Regions from separate parts of the Homo sapiens genome. Here region 1 is linked to region 2. Evidence: read pairs that join two places in POLR2A ChIA-PET (ENCODE). Cell type or tissue: PC-9. All regions are shown on one strand. Each heading gives the region's core, and the rest is flanking DNA. Links, peaks and the distances in the headings are about the cores only.

The links. Peaks named below come from ENCODE experiments on the same cell type or tissue, not always from the same donor. Only the 100,000 strongest peaks of a DNase experiment are listed, where the experiment ranks them.
Region 1: POLR2A ChIA-PET joins it to region 2 with 7 read pairs; 3 of 35 experiments call an interaction of 5 or more read pairs at or near these places.

What each region holds. Positions count from the first base shown.
Region 1 is chr12:13,270,015-13,279,477 of GRCh38, forward strand. No RefSeq gene overlaps it. Among named protein-coding and RNA genes, the nearest start is that of EMP1, 78 kb to the left of the region's middle. In PC-9, for the core only: CTCF peaks have their summits at 8,311 (motif pointing right) and 8,513; no DNase peak of the experiment used is centred there.
Region 2 is chr12:13,370,405-13,379,867 of GRCh38, forward strand. It overlaps LINC01559 (long intergenic non-protein coding RNA 1559), which reads right to left and starts at 6,341. Exons shown (of 3, transcript NR_036555.1): 1 at 6,110-6,341; 2 at 5,820-6,021; 3 at 267-3,034. RefSeq lists an enhancer at 4,944-6,143. In PC-9, for the core only: no CTCF peak of the experiment used is centred there; a DNase peak (open chromatin) is centred at 6,767; H3K4me3 peaks cover 808 bases; H3K27ac peaks cover 3,903 bases.

The DNA of each region.
Region 1 (9,463 bases), core at 673-8,672, 100 kb before region 2:
GGTCTTTCAAAGGGTAGACAACCCTAGAGAGAGGACAGCCTCAGGTATTGTCTTAATCACCTTAGGAAGAGATTAAACCAAAGGAATGAACTGGGCAAATAACAGAAATGATCCCCCTTTTTCTCTGTCCACTGAGAGTTCCATCTTCTGAAATGTTGACCTACCTAATGTGACCTTGAGAACTTAATATTATCTTTGATGTTTACCATCCTCCCTGGAGACAGAACGAAGAGGATCAAGGACCTTGAGCTTTCTCTTGAGTCCCTTGGATGTGATCAACAATGACATCATTATAGCTGGTGAATTTGGTTAATTCTGTTAGTGTTCTCGATTTAATTGCAGTGGTCATATTAGCTTCCATTCAAACACTGCCATATGGCTCTCCTCTTGCTATTAGTCTCGTGTCTGAACTGGTGACTTAGGGATACCAGTTCTCCACTATGGGGAGCAGGATGTCCACATCCGCACAAGCATTCTTGAATAAACCTCATCATTCAGGGAATACCTTTCATGATTTCTACTGAAAAGAAAATAGGCCAAGGAAATAATAAATGAAAAAAAGCTAAATAGATTCTTAAAAGGGAACATTTGCTATCTCAAGATTTAAGTACCTGGAGGATAGTTGATGACAAAGCCAGTTAGTCCTCCTACCATGGGGACACTTGAAAGGTCTTCATTAGGCACTTGTTTCAGAGATTGGTAGGGGCTTACGGAACAAAAGCTGCTGGGCAGAGATTTCACTGCAGTGTCAGAGGGCCAGCCCCTGAAGCCTTCTCAAAGTCCCTGTTCTTTTTTGGCCATCTGGTCTTAAGTACCAGAGGACATGCTGGGAATTGGTGAAGGACAGAGAGAGATGTCTTCAGGAGCATGGTCCACTGAGGCTCTTGTGACACAAGTGGCTGTCTTTAATTTGCCCAGAGTTTTAAATGGGAGAGTGGGCACTGGCTCTGTGTTGCCCCGATGTGATCCTGCCTCCGCGAGTCCTCCCTTTTCCCCAGTGCTTTACGCTTCTCTCTGGAGGCAGTAGATGGCTCTCTTGGGTACTGATTTCTCCATCATTTGCTCACTCACACCTCCAATTCTTTTGCTGTTTTTCTTGTTTTCCCCCCTAAAGTGTATTCATGAATATAGATCCCTCCCTCTTATGTTCATTGTTTCTTTACTTCTCCATCAGCTTTTTCATTCTCCAGTTTTCAGCCTTTTCTGGTCTCTCCCTCTCATCTTCATCCTCCAATCTGCCCTTTCCTCTCTCAAGCTCTCCTTCTCCTCTGTATTCTACTCACCATTTTAATTCTGTATTCTCTCTCTCTGATTTCCATCCTAATATCTCCATCTTTTTGTCTTCTCTTTTTACCCCTTTCTCTCTGTCTCTTCTCCACAAAGCACTCTCTGAAAGCTGAGTGTGTGTTAAGATAGACTTTATCCGTGCTTTGATAAAAACAAGAACTCAACGCAGAAATATTTTACCCAGACAGCCTTAGCTCTCCGTTAATCTTTAGGCTCAGCGGTGGCTTGCACGCTCATGTCCCATGTTGTTATTCCACAGGCATATATTTAAGGTTGTATTTCACTCCAGGATAAGATTGATTTTTCCAAGATTAGTTATTAGTTCCTGAAGTGGGCCGTTATTATGGATGAGGAAGCTAAGTGGATTGAGCTTGGTGTTGTACGAAATACATAACAACCAAGCCGGAAATAGCACTGCCTCATGAAGCTGTGCAGGGGCTTGGAGGTCATGGCCTCTGCAGAGCCTCCTTGACTCCTCAGGCCAGGGTCAGGTACTCTGCCTAGGTGCTGTTGTGCTATGCATTCTTCTCCTTCGTAGCCTCTATCTCCTGCCTATGTGCTCAGCTATTTCTGCCAACAAAGCATAATCTCACACACTGTCTAGTATGCAGTGGGCAATCCATGCATGGAGTCCTCAGAATGCCAGGAGATCCTCGTGAGAGCCTTCCTCCTATGCAGCCTCTTGTCTGCTCACCTCTAGAGTGGTGGAGTTTCTATGGGTAGCTGCATTAAGAACTCCCATTCATATGAGAAACCTGAGAGCATTTCACTTCAAATAGATATCCCCACTGATTATTCAACATTTTACTTCCAGGCCTGTGTACTAGGAAATATAGGCATTAAGGACACCAAAATAAAGAAAGACCTAGCAAGAGGTCCTTCTCCAATCTTTAATTTAACTTTCCCAATCCCAATGCCACATTTTGTCTCTTTGCAATTGTCCGAAATGACAAGTCTCCTTGGCTTTGCCCTTCTGGCCCCATTGGATGTGAGCTGTGATCTCTGCTGGTGTGGTTCATGGGCCTGGATGGAGAAGTCACTTCTGCTGGAATTTTCCAATGTATATTTTCACCATTTTAATTGCGAACATATCTTCCTGATCAGGACTTGTGTAGAATATGCTATCAGATTTTCTGGAGATTAACATCCTCACATGATTTTTGTTTGCAAATAGGTCTGCAGCCTGTCTTTTTTTCCCAGAATTATTTTCAGCATTATGAACAAGTTTCAAAAATCACTTGGTTTTAGTGCGGCATTTAGTACACAAAAATGTCATTGAGCCCCACTATGGTTATGGGAGCCACCCTTATCCACAAAGTCACATTGCTTACAAACTTGCCCAATTTGAGGAATTTCAAAAACTTACTTGTCCTACAAGAGTTACTTTCTGAGGATGACAGGTAAGTTTATTATTATCTTGAGTGTAATGATGGTTCATGGATGTCTACATATGCCAAAACCTATCACATTGCACATTTTAAATATAGGTGGTTTACTGTGTGTCAATTACACCTCAATAAAGCTGTTTTAAAAAACCTCACTGGATCCAAAATTCTCTCCCTTTCCCATACCTGAAATGTAATTATTTTGTTTTGTCTCGCTGTCTTTGGCTTCATCAATCACAGTCATTTGGTTCTATCAGTTTTGATGAAGCAAACACGGCTGGTAGAATAAAAATACACCCGACAGATTCTCTCATTCTTGTGCCAATTAAATGAGTTTGCTTACTTTTTAACCACTGGGATTCAGAGCTGTAAGTAGACAGAACTGGAATTCAGATGAGGAGGAAAAGAGAGAGAAGTAATTTTGGAGCCTAGGAAAGTTTGGAGAATGAGGGGACAGGGTAAAGCCACTGGGTAACCAACCAGGTTCTGGACCCAGAGATAAAAGCGTTAAGTGAATTTGTGTCACAGGTCCACGTCGTTACTGATCAAAGAACGGTCCTCTCCTTGTGTTCGTTAGGGTAAATGGTGGATATGCAGCTTTGAAGTCAGGCACACACGGACAGGACTATGGGCCCCATTACTGATTAGATGTCTGACCTTTGGTAAATTTCTCAACTGACTTTAACTTCAATTTCCTCATGTGTAAAAGGGCATAAGAATCTTTATCTCACAAGGGTGTTGTGAGGTCCAGGCAGGATGATATAAATGAAGAAATTGCCTTGCCCAGAATACTTATGTTTCTCCCCATTCCTTTCTAACTTTTTCTTACTTAAAAAATATTTTACATATATATTTTAAAGCTTCATTAAATTTATTTAAAAATGTGTATAAATGTGTTTTTTTCTAATTACATAAGTAATCCATTCTAATCATTTTGAAAAATGCAGAATACAAATCAATCAATTGGGAGGGCAGGAATCTCCTTCCCCGTGAGTTCTTAAGAGAAAACAAGCACGCCAACATAGCCAACATGTAAGTGCTCACTGTAATCTGGAAAGACCCCTGTTACGGGAAAGTGGCTGTGGATAGGAGATGGGAAACTGCAGGCATGCGTTAGGCTCACTACGTTATTACCTTTGGTCAGCTCTGATTTCCTTTCTACTTGTTTTTAGAGATACCGTTGTCTTATTTTAAACACTAGGTAAAATAAAAATTTGGGATACTTTTAGATTGTAACGTTCAAGAATGCTTGCTCAGTGTTGAGAGCAGAGGGTGGATGTACCACGTGATCCAAAGCGGCTCTTGCTGTTCTGCTGTTTCCTTTTTAATAAGGCCAAACCCGGAGCACCCAGTCGTACTCTTGACTTGCTGATTTTCCCGACTTCCAAGCACAACAGAATTAGCCTGCAAGCCCCAGAGCCTCTGCACTATCGCTCACTCCTCTTCCCTCCAGCTCCGGCTCTGTCGCCCAGCCGTGCCTGGTCTCTCTACTTCACACGTCTGCTCCAGCATCTCTGCTCCCCCTCCAGTTGTCACATCACTTTGCACACACACAATATTTTTTTTCCTTGCCAGCCACTCCACCATCAGTGCCAACCAACCACTCCTTTATATTCCTCAAATTATAGTCATGCTATCGAGAGCTGGAAGAGACTTCAGGGTCTTCTACCTCTAGTGTTGCATTAGTGCCTAGTTTGAGTAGGTACTACTCGAGTGCCCTGAATCTGATATCCTTTCTCCCAGCTGTGTGTGGCCTGGAATGCACCGGGAGGATGGGGCAAAGTGGAGCAAGAGATCACTTGCTACGTGCAGCTGGCCAGGATCCCCTGGCACCACTGACTCTTAAAGCCAGCGGGGGTTCAGGAGCCCCTTAATTTTGGCATCTTGTGTGTCACGAGGAAAAACTCTTCTCTCTAAAGAGTGCATCTGCCTGTGCTTCTCTTAAATCTAAAAACCTCCTGTGTACTTCCATAACTGGAGGGTCCGTTTCAATCCCTACCCACTAGCCGTCAGTGTCCTCACAGCCTAGCCAGAGTCCACTGTGCCCCCACTCCCAGACATGCACACAGGACACCCCAGCCACATACGCACTCCCTTGTCTACGCTGTAGGTCTTTGCACATGCTGTGCCCTCTGACTAGAATGCTCTTCATACTTTCCTACTCAGAAAATGTCTGGTCAAACCCTTCTTGGTGTTGCCTTGCCTATGTCTGTGGGCACCTTGCATGTTACCATGAGCCCCTTAAGACCCTGATAATGGTAATAATAATGAAAGAGACAACATTGGCAACCGACGTTTATTGATTATGCTAATAAAGACTCATTATTTTATTATCTTCTGAAACAACTTTATTATAAAGCTACATTTAGGGATAAGGAAACTGAGCTTTCTAGAGGTTTAGTCATTTACCCAAGGTCACAGCTAAAAAATGGTGGCCTGGGGCTCAAACTTAAGCTTGTCTCATTCCAGAGCCCAAATGTCACTGTGCCCCTCACCACTTATCATGCCGCCTTGGCAACTGTCTGTGAGCAAGGCTTGCTTCTCGAGGACAGGAACCCTCAGCATATTCCCAGTGCCTAGAACAGTGCCTGGTATATGCTAAGTGTTCAGTGAGTGTTTGTTGACTAACTGAATAAACAAATAAATTTCAACAGAGCCCTCCCCTCCTCCAATAGTCCTTGAACCAAACCCAGGGACTTGGGTGGAGAGAAGTTCCTCTGTGCCCAGGAGCAGCAGCAGCAGATGGTGCTGCGGGGATATGCTCTCTCTTTACTCTTGCACCGAGCTGCTCTCTCTCCATCCCCTCTCCTCCTTCTCCGAAGCAGCCCCATGTGCTAGGAAGATGGCCAAGTGAGGCCACTAGCCTTCCAGCAGGAAACACCTGGCTGGTCAAAGCCTTTTGCAGTGCTTTGTTTCCACAATAACCTTTTATTTGCCTCTCTCTCTTAGATTTCATGCAAAGCCAACTGGTATTTTTTTAAACAGCTGAGAACACCAGATGGAAGGGTAGGGGGAGGTGGAGGCACAGTGAAAGGCAGGAAGGGGGCAAGAAAGGGCTGTGGATGAGAGGGACGTCCTGAAACATGTGAGGTCGGGAAAATGCCAGACAGGTCAGCAGAGGTAGGGAAGGAAAAAAGAGCTGAAAAGACCAGCAGCCACCATATGTGTGCATGCACATGCACGCCGCACTTTCAACATACCATTAAAATAGAGAAAGAAACGTTCTGGTTTCCGTAGCAACAAGGCCTATTGGTGCCTCAGCCAGAGAAACTTATTGGAAAGAAAGGCATTTGCCTGTTAAGGAGCCTGATGAATCGGGAGATAATTATACAGCATTCCACCACCACTAAAGACACACAAATACACTCCAGAAAATATTTTAAAGAGCATAGATTGTCACAAATCCCACAAAGGCAGTGGGTGGGAGTGAGGCAGCAGGCGAGGAAAAAAGGCGACTGGAACGGTTCTAGGTGAACACCTAGGGAGGGGGCCCATGTGAGGTGGAGACTGGAACCAGCTCACAGGTCAGTTGTCAGAGGCAAACATGAGGCAGAGCTTGACATACTGGTATTTGATTCTAAGGGGCCAGCACACTGAGTCCTATCTTCTTTGTCCTTTTGGGAAGTGGGTGGGTGGATCTGTCATGTCTAAACAGTTAGATCCAGTATGAGAGGGTTCGCTGAGAGCAGTGGGATCAGCGCTGTTAGGGCACTGCTTCTGCGGCGGAATGAACTGTGTGAATGTCATAGGACATCTGCTCCCCCAGATGGGGTGGGACAGAAGAGGAGAATCTTCAACACTGAGTAGAGGATTGTAGAATCTTCCTTAGGGTAGAAGGAAAGGAGATACACAATTGTACTTCTCATAACGCAGGACACTGGGCTGGGCACATAACAATTGCTATATAAAATACATAGTGAGTGAATGAAAGATGGAATGGATACATGGATGGATAGATGATTATGTGAGTGACTTGATGAATAAATGGACAAAAAAATTGTGAATAACCAGGTCCCTGACTTCTCTCCTCTTGCTCATCCCTAGGAACTTAATTGCAAATCAGTTTTGTCCTCCAGAAGAAGGTCACTGAGTAGTCAGAGGTTCCGTGGTGAAGCCTTTAGATAAGAGTCATGCCCTGCAATAAGCCCCAAGATCTGGGGCTAAAGACAGCCCGGCATCTTCAAGAGCCTATTACCTTTGAAGATTCAGATGTGTTGCATATGTTCTCCTTCCTCCTTATGGATGATACACCTTGTGATATGCCCTTCCAGTGTTCCACCCTGAATTAGAGGGAAGAGCTTGCCCACTTCATCACAGCACCAGGACCACTTTCTGTAGCTCTTGGGGCTCAGGTGAGCCCTCAACTTCTGTCTGAGGGAGTTTTCCTATCCTCTGATCGCTGATAGTGCTCCGTGAGCCCCTCAGCTGGCCCTTTCTTTACACATTGGTGTCTAGAATCATGACTTCTTATTCAGTTTTTCCTGTGTGTATGTTGCTCCTCTCCCACTACACTAGTGGGAGAAGCCACTTGGAGAACCTCTTCATAGCCGGAGCCACTAGCAGGCCGCATATCAAAGAATTGCATATTTGCAATGTTGACACCAAGGAGAAGGACACTGATCTCTAGCCTTTAAGAATTGGCTGAAGCCATCAGACTCCACCCTCAGCTAAGATCAGCTCTGTGCCAAGAAACCCCTTGTACACTAAACACACATACACCATACGCAACATTTTGTGGGTGATGCCTGGTTGTCTTGCATGGCAGACACGGGCTAGAGGGCTGTGTGAACTGATGAGAAAGAAAGGGAAGGAGTCAGGGAAAGTCCCAGAGGACTCATCCCCTTGCTACTCATAGGCACTTGACTATTAATGAACTGAGTCTGTCACAGTCACAACACAAAGGGGTCCTGCCAGGGAAGGGAACGCAGAACCACAATAGACGGCTTCTTTGTCCTGGAAGTAGAGATGAGGCAGGATTCTCCTTATCACCACAATCTTAGCAGTGCGTTTTGCTTATATTTTGTTTTTTGAATAAGGAAAAGAAGGTTCAGCGAGGTTGAGCAAATTGCTCAAGGTCACATAGTTAGCGTATAGATACGTATTGAATTTACACTGTCCCTCTCCAATGTCCAGGCTGTCAACTCTGGTATTATATTGACTGTTTGGACTTAGGCTCACTGAAGGCACTGGAGGAAGCCAAAGTATGTTTTATTTCTTTGAATGAATGCCTCTTTGAAAACACAGCCTGCTTTGGGAATATGAAAGAGAAAAAACAGGTCAGAGTTCTTTTGCTACTTAAAATGAAGATGAGGGAAACGGTTCAGAACAGAGAAAAACTTATAAGTCTTATTTTGTGTAAGCATCATATTAAACATATTCCATTCCAACTATAAACAGATTTTCACATTTCCACCTTCCCCCTCCCATTACCCTGCATCAGCCCCCACCATCCCCAACAGATTGTTCCCTTCCTTCCTGTTTATATTATAAGAAAGCAAAATTGGCTTCCCCTTCATTCTCCACCTCCCACCCTGCACCATCTGGGGGTGCATAGCTCTTACCCCGTTTTTTGTTGTTTTTTTTTAATACTCCCTCGACTTCGTGTCCAGCGGCCCATTCGATTTTGAAGCTCCGCAGAGAGTGCCTCCAGCGGCCGCCAGGGGTCGCAGTCGAGCAGCTGGCGCCGCCTCTGTGCAGGGGAGCAGGGGCCGCTGGCCGGGAATCGCAAGCCGGTCTCCTGTACATATTAGCGCGCAGCATTAATCAGGCCGCAGCCTCTGCAGTGCTTTCCGAGGGGAGTCAGAGACTAGGGCTGGGAATGAGACCGGGCCTTTTCGGGCCACTAGAGCCGGGCCACCTCAACTCTCCCGCCCTAGGCTCAGAGCACACAGTGCTCAACGAAGTGCAGCGAGGCCAGCTGCTCGCCTGGCCCAGGGTCGAGCCTTGCCTCCCAGGATTCCTAAACATACGGGACCTGTGAGTCTGTGGACAGCAGTGCCTGCCAGGCCTGAATTCATCAGGAGTGGCGGGAGGTGGCGTAGAGGGGCAGCTCTTGATGTAGATCGGGAGGACACCTCCTCTCCCTCCCCTGCCCTCTTACTGACCCCAGCCCCTCGACAACACAGGCCCCTAGAAGCCAAGTGGCAGCTCTGTCCCTGCACACGCGTGGGCACTCCCCAGACCCCTGCCAGTTCTCAGGTCACCCTCAGACAGATTTGGCCAAACCTCCCATGGTCTTCTCATGTGCCTGGAAAGCCAGGCCTCTGCCAGAAGCTTATCAGATGGGAGGCAGAGCAGGGGAGGGCCAGCACGTGCTTCCTCTAGCATGAATTTTTCAACATTACATTTTCATCTCTCTGCCCTATTTCTCTCAATTCTCATCTCTGAAAAGAGCAGCGCAATTCCCTCCCACTGCCCTTTTTAGAGACGGATCTGCTTCTTCAGATTTGATGCAATTACTGGGCAACTAAGATGGAGGCACTAGGGGAAGAAAGGGGGAGCGGGAACAGAGGGGAGGGGAAAGGGCTTGTCAGCCCTGAGACCCGCAGGTGCGCCCGGGAGAAGCTGTGGCTCCGAGACGCTTGCCACTCCTGGGCAACACTGTTGAGCCCTTTTACTCAAACCATTGAGGTGAAACACCAGGGGCCCACGATGCGCCTCCACTTTTCCTTCCTCTTTCTCCATCTGCCTCTCCCTTTCATCCCTTCTTCCCTTCCTTCCTTTCTTCTTTCCTTAGAGACAGACACAAGCACACATATAGACATTCCTATGCATGTGCTTATAATACAAGT
Region 2 (9,463 bases), core at 689-8,688:
TATTTGGAGAATTTTGGTAGAGCCCTATTGCTTCAGGCCAGGTCCTTGGGACAGTAGGCAAAGCCAGGCAAACCTGGATTTTATTTCTGATCCAGCTGTGTGACCTGGCTAAATTAATTTCCCAGTTGCTTCATCAGCAGATATGAGATTATAATTTTTTTATCATTTTAATTGACACAAAATAATTGAGCATATCTATGGGGTACAGAGTGATATTTTAATACATGTATTCAATGTGTAATGATCAAATCAAGGTCCTTAGCATATCCATCACCTCAAATATTTATTATTTTGTTGTGTTGGGAACATTCAGAATCCTCTTTGAAAATATACAATATTTGAAAATATACAATAATATACAATAAGTAGACAATAAATAATCATTAACTGTAGTCACCTACCCTGCTTTAGAACACTGGAATTCACTCTTCCCATCTTTCTAGCTGTAATTTGTATCCGTTAACTCTCTTTTCCCTATGACCCTTGCCCCTCTACCCTTCCCAGCCTCTAGTAGCCTCTATTTTACTCTCTACTTCTATGAGAGTAACTTTTTAAATTTTCCCATATATGAAAGAGGACATGTGGCATTTGTGTTTCCGTTCCTGACTTTTTTCACTTAACGTAATGTCCTCCAGGCTCATCCATGCTGCCATGAATGACAAGATTTCATTCTTTTTTTTTTTTATGGCTGTATAGTATTGTGTTGCGTCTATATACCACATTTTCTTTATCCATTCATCTGCTAATGAACATTTAGGTTGATTCCAGATTATAATGTTTATACTGTGAATCATACATACTTTATGTACAATGTGTAGCATAGACAATTCCTCATAATAGAAGCTCAACAAATGTTGGTACTATACCATTGCCTTTCCTGCTCTCCTTTTCTCACTCCTCCCCAGGTACAGAGATAACAGAGGTAACTAAAATACAATCCTTGTTCTTGAGGGGCCAATCTAGTGGGGAAATACATTTGTAAGGAGAGATACTCCAATGAAATTTGGTGTCTCCAGAGAAGAATGCACAACCTGCCATGAGAAACCAGAGGAGGAAGCAGCTGATATTCTAATAAAATTAAAGCTGGAGACATTTTAAAAGTAGTATAGCTCAGCTTCCTCTTTTACAGATGAGAGAATCCAGGTCCAGATAAGTCATGTGACTTATTCAAGGTCATGGCACATTTGTGGCAGAGCTGGGTATAAAGCTCAGAACTCGATTTCCAGCTTCTTGCTTTGTCACACAGAATATGCAACAGGGATTGAAACAGGAAGGAATAAAGATTTTGCATCAAACAGGACACAAAGCTGGAATGAGAGTAGCTGCATCTAGATGCTGGAAGAGAGTCCTGGAGCTGCAGAAATCCAGGGATGGCCTGGTGCAGGCAGAGCCTTGTGTCTGCTCTGTAATTGGGAGCTTGAGTCCAGTTCATGCTCTGACAGTCCCCATACCCTTTCAGAAAGTAGGTTTTCTGTCCCAGAAGCCAAGCTTAAGAGGGAGTTCTGCAGGACAATTCATTGTAAGGAAGGACTTGGCTGAGGGAGAGAGCTAGGAGGAGGAACAAGTATGTCCTTGATGTTGGAAACCACCAGGAAAGGCATCGAGGACTTTGCCCATGCCAGGGAGCTTGCAGTGTGAGATAAAACTGTGTTTGAATCTGAGGCGGGAGCATCATTTTCCTGTGATCCAAATTAAAGCTTTGGAGGATGCTGCTTTTTAGCAAATGTCTGGGAATTATCCAAGCCTAAGGAATTGTCTTCAGAGATCCTTACCAGGAACCTAAAGAAGCTCTCCCTCTCCCTCCTGCAACAGGAGAGCCCAGGGAGCTCTTGAGGCCAGAGGGTAGGAGGGGAGGCAGAAGTCTCTGTGGGTGTCTTCACAAGGGTGCAGGTGGCTTTCAGATTAGCCACAGAAATATACTGGTAGGTATATATATTTATGGGTTACATGGGATATTTTGATACAGGAATGCTATGTGTAATAATCACATCAGGGAAAATGGGGTGCCCATCACCTCAAGGATTTATCATTTGTTTAAGCCAGCATCTACTTTACAATTCCTCATCTCCCAAGGCTACATAATTACAGTGAGAACTTTAAGAAATCCACGTTTACGTGTGTTCTTTTGGCTTAAATCCCCTTCCTCAGCAAAAAGGCAAAGAGGGCACAGCTGTTTGCCTTCAGCACTCTCCTCTCTATATCCAACCACATTTAGGGCAGCTTTCCATGGCTTTTAAAATTCCTTTCTCTTTTCGGTCTGCTCCTTTATATCCTCATTGCCGTATAGAAATAAATATGAGGCAGAGTCCTATGCTTTTACAATTCCAAGGAAACCTACAGAGCGAGGCTGTGGAAACTGATTTTCCACTTTACCGGGGCATTATCCAACATGTTGGGTGCAAACGGGCACCTTTTAGCCTTTTCTTAAATTTGCATGACCTGTAATGTCTATACAGATTATGAATGAGCCTGAGGAGTCTGCATGTCTAACTTGTCATCAGCCTGGAAAAATCAAAATGTGTAGGTAAAGTGAGCACAAGATTTGGAAAAGCAAGGTGTTTGGATGTAAGAGAATAAACTCTTAGCCCTTTTGAGCATGAGTTCCTCAGCTGCAGAACAGGATTGAGAATCCTCACCTGAATTGGCCACTCTGAAAGTGAAAGCTAGCTAGATAAAAGTGCTTTGAAAAGGTAAAGAAAGGTGATGATTTAAAGCTGGTTAATGCTGAATTATGGAGGAGCTCTTTGGAAATTCTTTTTTATCTATATAAATGACAGAAATTTAGTGTGATCCATGTGGCTAGCACCTGTCACATGTCGTCTGCTGGCATTGATGCCTCACATCTTCCTCAATTTTCTGCTTCTTTTTCTCAATTAAAGCCGTCTGTCCACTCTTCAGCCTCTGAATCCTCCAAGCAATTCTTTCCTCTAGTCTTAGTGGATTTCCCAGGGGAGGAGCTCGTGCAATCCAGCAGAATGTGTCTACGAGCGCTCTGACTCTTCCAGGGAACGATTCCTCATTCCCAAATCTGTTGCTAGAGATAAGCAAGAGATTATACATTCCTGAGACCTGGGCATTACTTGAGTATCTAGGGGAAAATCAAGAATACTAAGGGGAAAAGGAGAGAAGGACAAGAGCAGCACATTTTATTTGCATCAGGCAAAATTGGGAAGTTGCAGAGAAAATGTTGCCCTTTGACTGCATGGAGGAAGACGGAACATCAATATGAAAATGGCGCTAAAGAGGCATGGGCTTTTCATGGTGTTTTCTTACTTCAGCTGCTATTGTTCAAAGAAGGTCAGTGGATCTCAGACATTTGAAGGTGGCACCTCTCCCATGAGAGTAAGAGCCCAGCTGACATAGGCCACTGGCTACATGGACCACTACTGGGGGCTCTTAACATCACAGCACCTGTTTCCTCATCTGGAAAACAAGGGGCTGTAACTACATCTGTGGCTTCCAACTCTCCCCTACTGGGAAGAGAGAGCTTCGTCAAACCTCAACCCTCTCCCCCTAGCTCCTGTATCTTTTCTCTAGTTATTTTGTCTCTGTCATCTTAGTCTCCTCGGTGCTCTCTGCTACCTGACTGCAGCAGGATGACTTGTCCCACCCATCTGTCCCATGGAGCCAGTCCTGAGCCTAGATTGAGTGGGTCCTCACCTCCATTGTGTGATATAGGCTGTATGTGTGTGTGCATGTGTGTGTTGGGGGAGGCTGAAATGACTTCTTTCCCTAAATGTCTCTCCCATGCCAAAAGTTTTTCCATTGATTATTTATTTTTATCTCTTTATAAGACAATTTTTTAAAATATCAGAAACAGCAGGAGCAATCATATGGGTCTAATCAGTCATTGACGCTTTCGAGTCTATAAATCTTTCCTTGTAGCAGGTTCTGAGGAAGGTAGGGGGAGATTGAAGGAAAACAACCCCTTCATATTTTAGTCCAAAGCTGTTGTTCATAGGTTATTCATCTGGTGGCCCAGGTGCTGACACAGTGACGTGCTTTCATGCCAGTTCCACAGCCAAATTGCAACCATGTGGAAGCTGGAAGCGTCTTGTCATCTCAGAATTGGGCACATCCAGTGGGGTAAAATCTGAAGCCAGAGGGGCAGAACTAAGCTCACAGCATCTGTTTACTGAGTTTGGGATTAGAAGAATTTTGATTTAAATGTGCACTATCAGTAGTTGCTTGATGAAAACAATACCCAGCATTTTGTGTTTTTACTGTCCCTAAGGCAACTCTGGTCCAATGAAAGTGAGAGTCTAAAAATCCCAGGATTATAGGTAATAGGACCTACCCTTCCATATCTGTGCAGTTTATATGAGTAGAACATGATTTTAATTTTCTATTGCCCTCATCCTTGCTCTTATATCCAAATACCCAGTAGCATGATCAGGAGCAAGGGAACTAATTTTCAAATATTAGCAAAGTTATTCAAGGGAATGGACTTTCTGTGGCTGCAGTTGGCACGTCTTTTTCAGAAAGCTTGCCCGTGGCTGACAGCCTGCTTGGCACAGTTCCTCCGGAGTCCTTTGGTGATGGAGAACAGGGCTGACAGGATTCAAATGGCCAGATTCCACAGAGGCCAAGGAGGGCCACAGTCTGCAAACCAGGGGAGATTGAGGCCTGAGAAGGGCATCAGCTGATGGAAATATTCACTCTAGGAAAACGAGGTGTAGCCAAAGAGAGTCATTTAGGAGAAGCAGATTGAAAGCAGCTGTGAAAAATCCTGAAATGAGGATATGGAATAGTGCTGGCCACCTCCGCATATGCCCACATGGAAACACACTTAATCAGCAGAGCTGGGCCTATGTGGAGATGCTGAGCCGGAGGCTCCTAGGTGTTAAGCACTTTTCTATGTGTAATGTGGTGGAAACCACCCTAGACTTTTCAGCGCACCCAAAGCAATAGAATTTTAACTGGGAGGGAATTATCCAGCCAGGGACTAGTTTCTGGCTTCTTTTGGAACTCAGTGTGGTTGTATGGCTAAGCTCTCACCAACAGAATGTGAGTGGAAGTGATGTGAGCCACTCTCAGACCTGACCATGAAACTTGGCTCATAGGCTCCTCCATACCACCCCACCTCCGCCCCACCTTCCTGCTTGGCTGGAATACAAACCTTGCAGTAACCTTGTGAGCAACGTGCTGAAAATAATAGAACTAGCATCTCCTGGGTTCCTTGAAGGATGCTTGGAGTAGAAGGCCCACCACCTGGCCTGTTCTAGACTATTTACATGAAAGAGAAAAAACCTTTTACTCTTCTCAAGGCATTGCATTTTGGGTCTTCCAATTGGCACAGTTTAGACCATGTTAACTAGTATATACAATAACTGGGCAAAGTAGGTGATGTCATCATTTTATAGGCTAAGAACCTGCAGCTCTGGGAATTTAAGAGATTTATTTATTTACCCAATATCAGGATACGAATGTGGAGTCATTATTTGAACTGAAGTCTGTCAGTTTAAACATTTATCTCCCAGAAGTTCAGACCTCCAGAGCAAACAGGTAGCAACAGATGACTTGAATGAGAGAGGGATCTCTGATTTGGCTACCATGTCCACTAACTCAAGCCCAAACTCATACCACCTCTTTCCACAGCTCCAGCTGCTGCACTGCTGAACTTGATCTTCATGCTGGAAGAATATGACAGCTGGAATGGGTCCTAATAATCACCCAGCTCAGTGGTTTTCAAATTTCATTTGGCAGAAGAAACACTTCTAATGAAATCTAAAACTCAGAAGCCCTGTGTGTAAAACAGTCCAAAGCAGACCTTGTCTCTTTGAAGTGTGGGCCTGGAACCTGGCCTGTTTCCCACTCACCTCCACAGCCTCTGAGTCCCTCCAAGCAGGTCAGAGAACAACTGATCTGGGTCAGCCCTTCGTTTCAGAGGTAAGTAAATAGTGGAGCATGAAGTGTCTTCATCAGGAACACACAGAAGGTAAAAGGCAGGGTGGGAACAGGAACCCAGCCTTCTGGCTTTTGAATTTAGGAATCTTTCCATTGTACTGGTGTATTAGAGTTCTGTAGAGAAACAGAACCAATAGGAGATTAGATAGATATAATACAATGAATATACCATAATTATACAAATAATAAAGGATTGGCTCACATGAATTTGGAGGCTGAGAAGTTCCATGATATGCCATCTGCAAGCTGGAGGCCCAGGAAAGCTGGTGCCTCCAGTCCAAACCCAAAGGCTTGAGAATCAGGAGTTCTGATGTCCAAGATCAGGAGAAAGATGAATATCCCAGCTCAAGCAGCCAACAAATTTGCCCTTCCTCTTCCTTTTAGTTCTATTCAAGTCTGCAATGGATTGAATGAGGCCCACCCACATTGGTGAGGATGATCTCTTTACTAAGCACATTGATTCAAATGCTAATCTCTTTTGGAAACACCCTCACAGCCACACCTAGAAATAATGTTTTACCAGGTACCTGGGCTTCCCTTAGCCCAGTCAAGTTGACACAAAAGATTAACCATCACAACTGGATTTCCTCTTTTGAGATACCAGCCCTTGAACCAGCTGCAGATTCAAGATGCCCAGCAAAGGCAGAATGGCAGAAGGGTCAGAGTTACTTGTTATATTAACATTTTGATTTCTGTGTAACAAATAACTGTTAAGCACGTGTTTAATTGAGAAGACAACCCAAGCAGGCTAAGTGTGAGCAACAAGGCTTGTTTATTCACTTGGGTGTGAGCCGGCTGAGTCCGAAAAGAGAGTCAGCATTGAGGAATGAGGAAGAGGGGGTTTTATAGGCTGGGGTAGCAAGTGGAAAGTTACAGAAGGTTACAGCTGGGGGTTGGTCGTTATAGATTTGGAGGGATGGTTAACCGGCTGGAACAGGAACTTGCTGTTTTTCTTCTTTGCGGTCATTCTTTTGTTGCTTTGGGCCTCTTTGTTCCAGGGAGCTATCTGGAGGTATACGTGCTAGTCACAGAGTTCACTTCTGGAGGTGTACATGTTGGTCACAGAGTTCATAATGGCCTGGCGATAGTGCAGCCACACTTAGGGAGCCTAACAATTACCACAAACATCATGGCTAAAACAACACCTACTTATTATGATCTCAGATGTCTGTAGTCTGGGTGGGCTCATGCTGGGTTCTTTGCTCAGTGTCTCACAGGGCTGAAATCAAGGTGTTGGCTGAGCTAGGTTATAGTCTGGAGGCTCCGGGAAGAATCCACTTCCAAGCTTATTCAAGTTGTTAGCAGAGTTCAGTTCAGTTCCTTGTGGTTGAAGGACTGCAATTCCTGATTTTTGCTGGTTATTGACTCTTGGTCACTCCTGGCTTCTGGACACTGCTCTCTTGAGGTCATTCCCTATAACTCCCTCCATGCTACCAATAGAGAACCTCTTTCTCATCAAATCCCTCTCATATTTTATTTATCTCTCACTTCCCCTTCTGCCACTAGCTAAAGAAAGCTCTATAGCTTGTTAGGTTACACCCATCTGGACAATCTCCCTATTGCAAAGTCAACTGATTAGTAACCTTAATTACACCTGCAAATCCCTTTTGACATGCAGTATAGCATAATCATAGGAATGACATCATAGGGTTAACGGCATGGGGGCCTGCTTAGAAATCTGCCTACCACATTTGCATAGTTACAACTAACTCTAGAACACACCACCTTCTCTTGAGGCCTCTGAGAACAATGGTAACATGGTTCTCTCCTATGACCTCCTAACAGCTTTTGCCAAATTCTTTCTGCTAGCTTCTGGGTAGGATAAAACAGCCTGATTATGCATTATTTCTAATTTAACATGGTTTGTGAGGCAAAGCAGGTATTAGACTCTGTAGGGTGTGTTCCCAGCCTTAGCCCTCCCTACAGCCTATTTCTGTCCACACATAGGAAGGCAGGAGGCAGGCCTGAAATCCTGGGGCTATCAGAAAAGGTGGGGCGGCAGCGGGGAGTTCTCTGTTCCTCTGGTGGCACTCACAAAACGACGATCAGAATAATCTTCTCCCTTTGTAGATGACTCCAGAGGGGAGACAGGATTTAACCAAAGCTAACTAGCAGAACTAGTTGGAGCTCTTAGTTTGGTGTTCTTTCTGCTACTCACAGTCAATACTAGAGTCAGCTGGTTTCTCTGTTGATTCTTTGCCCTGGCTTCTAGGTGATCTCAGAAAAGCCTTCCACAGTGTCTTCAGTTTGTTTCCTGACCCTGGCCCAGCAGGTAGGATTGCTGGCTATGTTATCTAGGCCTAGGAAGCATAAGAAATTGCCTAGTTAAGGCATCATGCTGACAGAGTCTGACAGAGTACCCCAGAGAAGCTGCCTCCCACTAGCTATAGAAGACAACAGAGGTAAGAAGACAGGCAGGGCTTGAAAAGATGTTGGAGAGCAGCAAGTGGTATGGTTAAGTTCCCTGGTTTCTGTTTTTTTGGTGTGTGTGTGTGTGTGTGTGTGTGTGTGTGTGTGTGTGTGTGTGTGAAAATGGGTTTGGCTTTGCAATGTGGATCCCAAGGTCAGATCAAGGTCTGTATGTGAGACTGGAGGCTCCAAGGCTTGTGGGAGGTTTCTGGGGGCAGGACCTGAAAAGGCAGGTAGATAAGAGAGAGGATATTTTATGCTTTATGGAATATTTGCATATACGTTATCTGATTATTTTTTCAGAAGTGAGAATTAAAACAATAAAGGATAAAAGAAATAACGTGACACATAGAGCAGCCTGGTGGTCTTGAGGTTGATGCAGAACCAATTTTTTGAGTAAATCCCACCTCCCTGCATTTCCTCTGACCAACTAAGGGGCTGGTTAAGAATCTTTGCAATTACTTCTATTCCAGTGAGTCCTGGAAAATATATGCTGGCCTCTAGTGAGGGATACCTGCTACCAGTGATATCCCAGTTTTGCTGATGAGGAATTTGTTTCTAATAAGTCAGATCTCTCTGGAGATAGAGACATAAACCACAAGAAGGGGGCCACATGTAGAACTTTCCCCAGGGTCTCTTGAATTGTGTAAGGTCAGCATTGGCAACACCCTCACCCGACTAAATAACTCTGCAAGGTCCATATCTCAAACTTTCTCTTCTCCAAAAAGAATATCTTGGAGGGAAAACGTGCTGGAGAGATGGAAATGGGCCAGGACTCTAGGGCAGATGCTGGAGGAGGTGGCTGCACTGGCAATCTCTCTGAATCAGATGCTCTGAATATTCCTTTGAGTTTGGGTTGCTGGGTAGAGTAGAGGTAAAAGCAGAATTTACAGGTACAGGTTTGGGAGAGGGTAAATCACCAGAGGATGTCCAGACCTAGGGAGGCTCTTTTTGCAGCAGAGAAAGTCTCCAGATTTTTGGCTGGAGGCCATCCCAGGCCCACTGTTTTCTCTGTGAAGTCCAATATCTGGCCATTGGGCTGGCCTTCTGGAGAGGCCTTCTGGCTTAATCCAGACCTAGGGCACCCCAGTCAGAGACAGTGGGAGGCCTCTGGTGTTGTCAGGGATCTTCACTGCCAGCTTCAGTC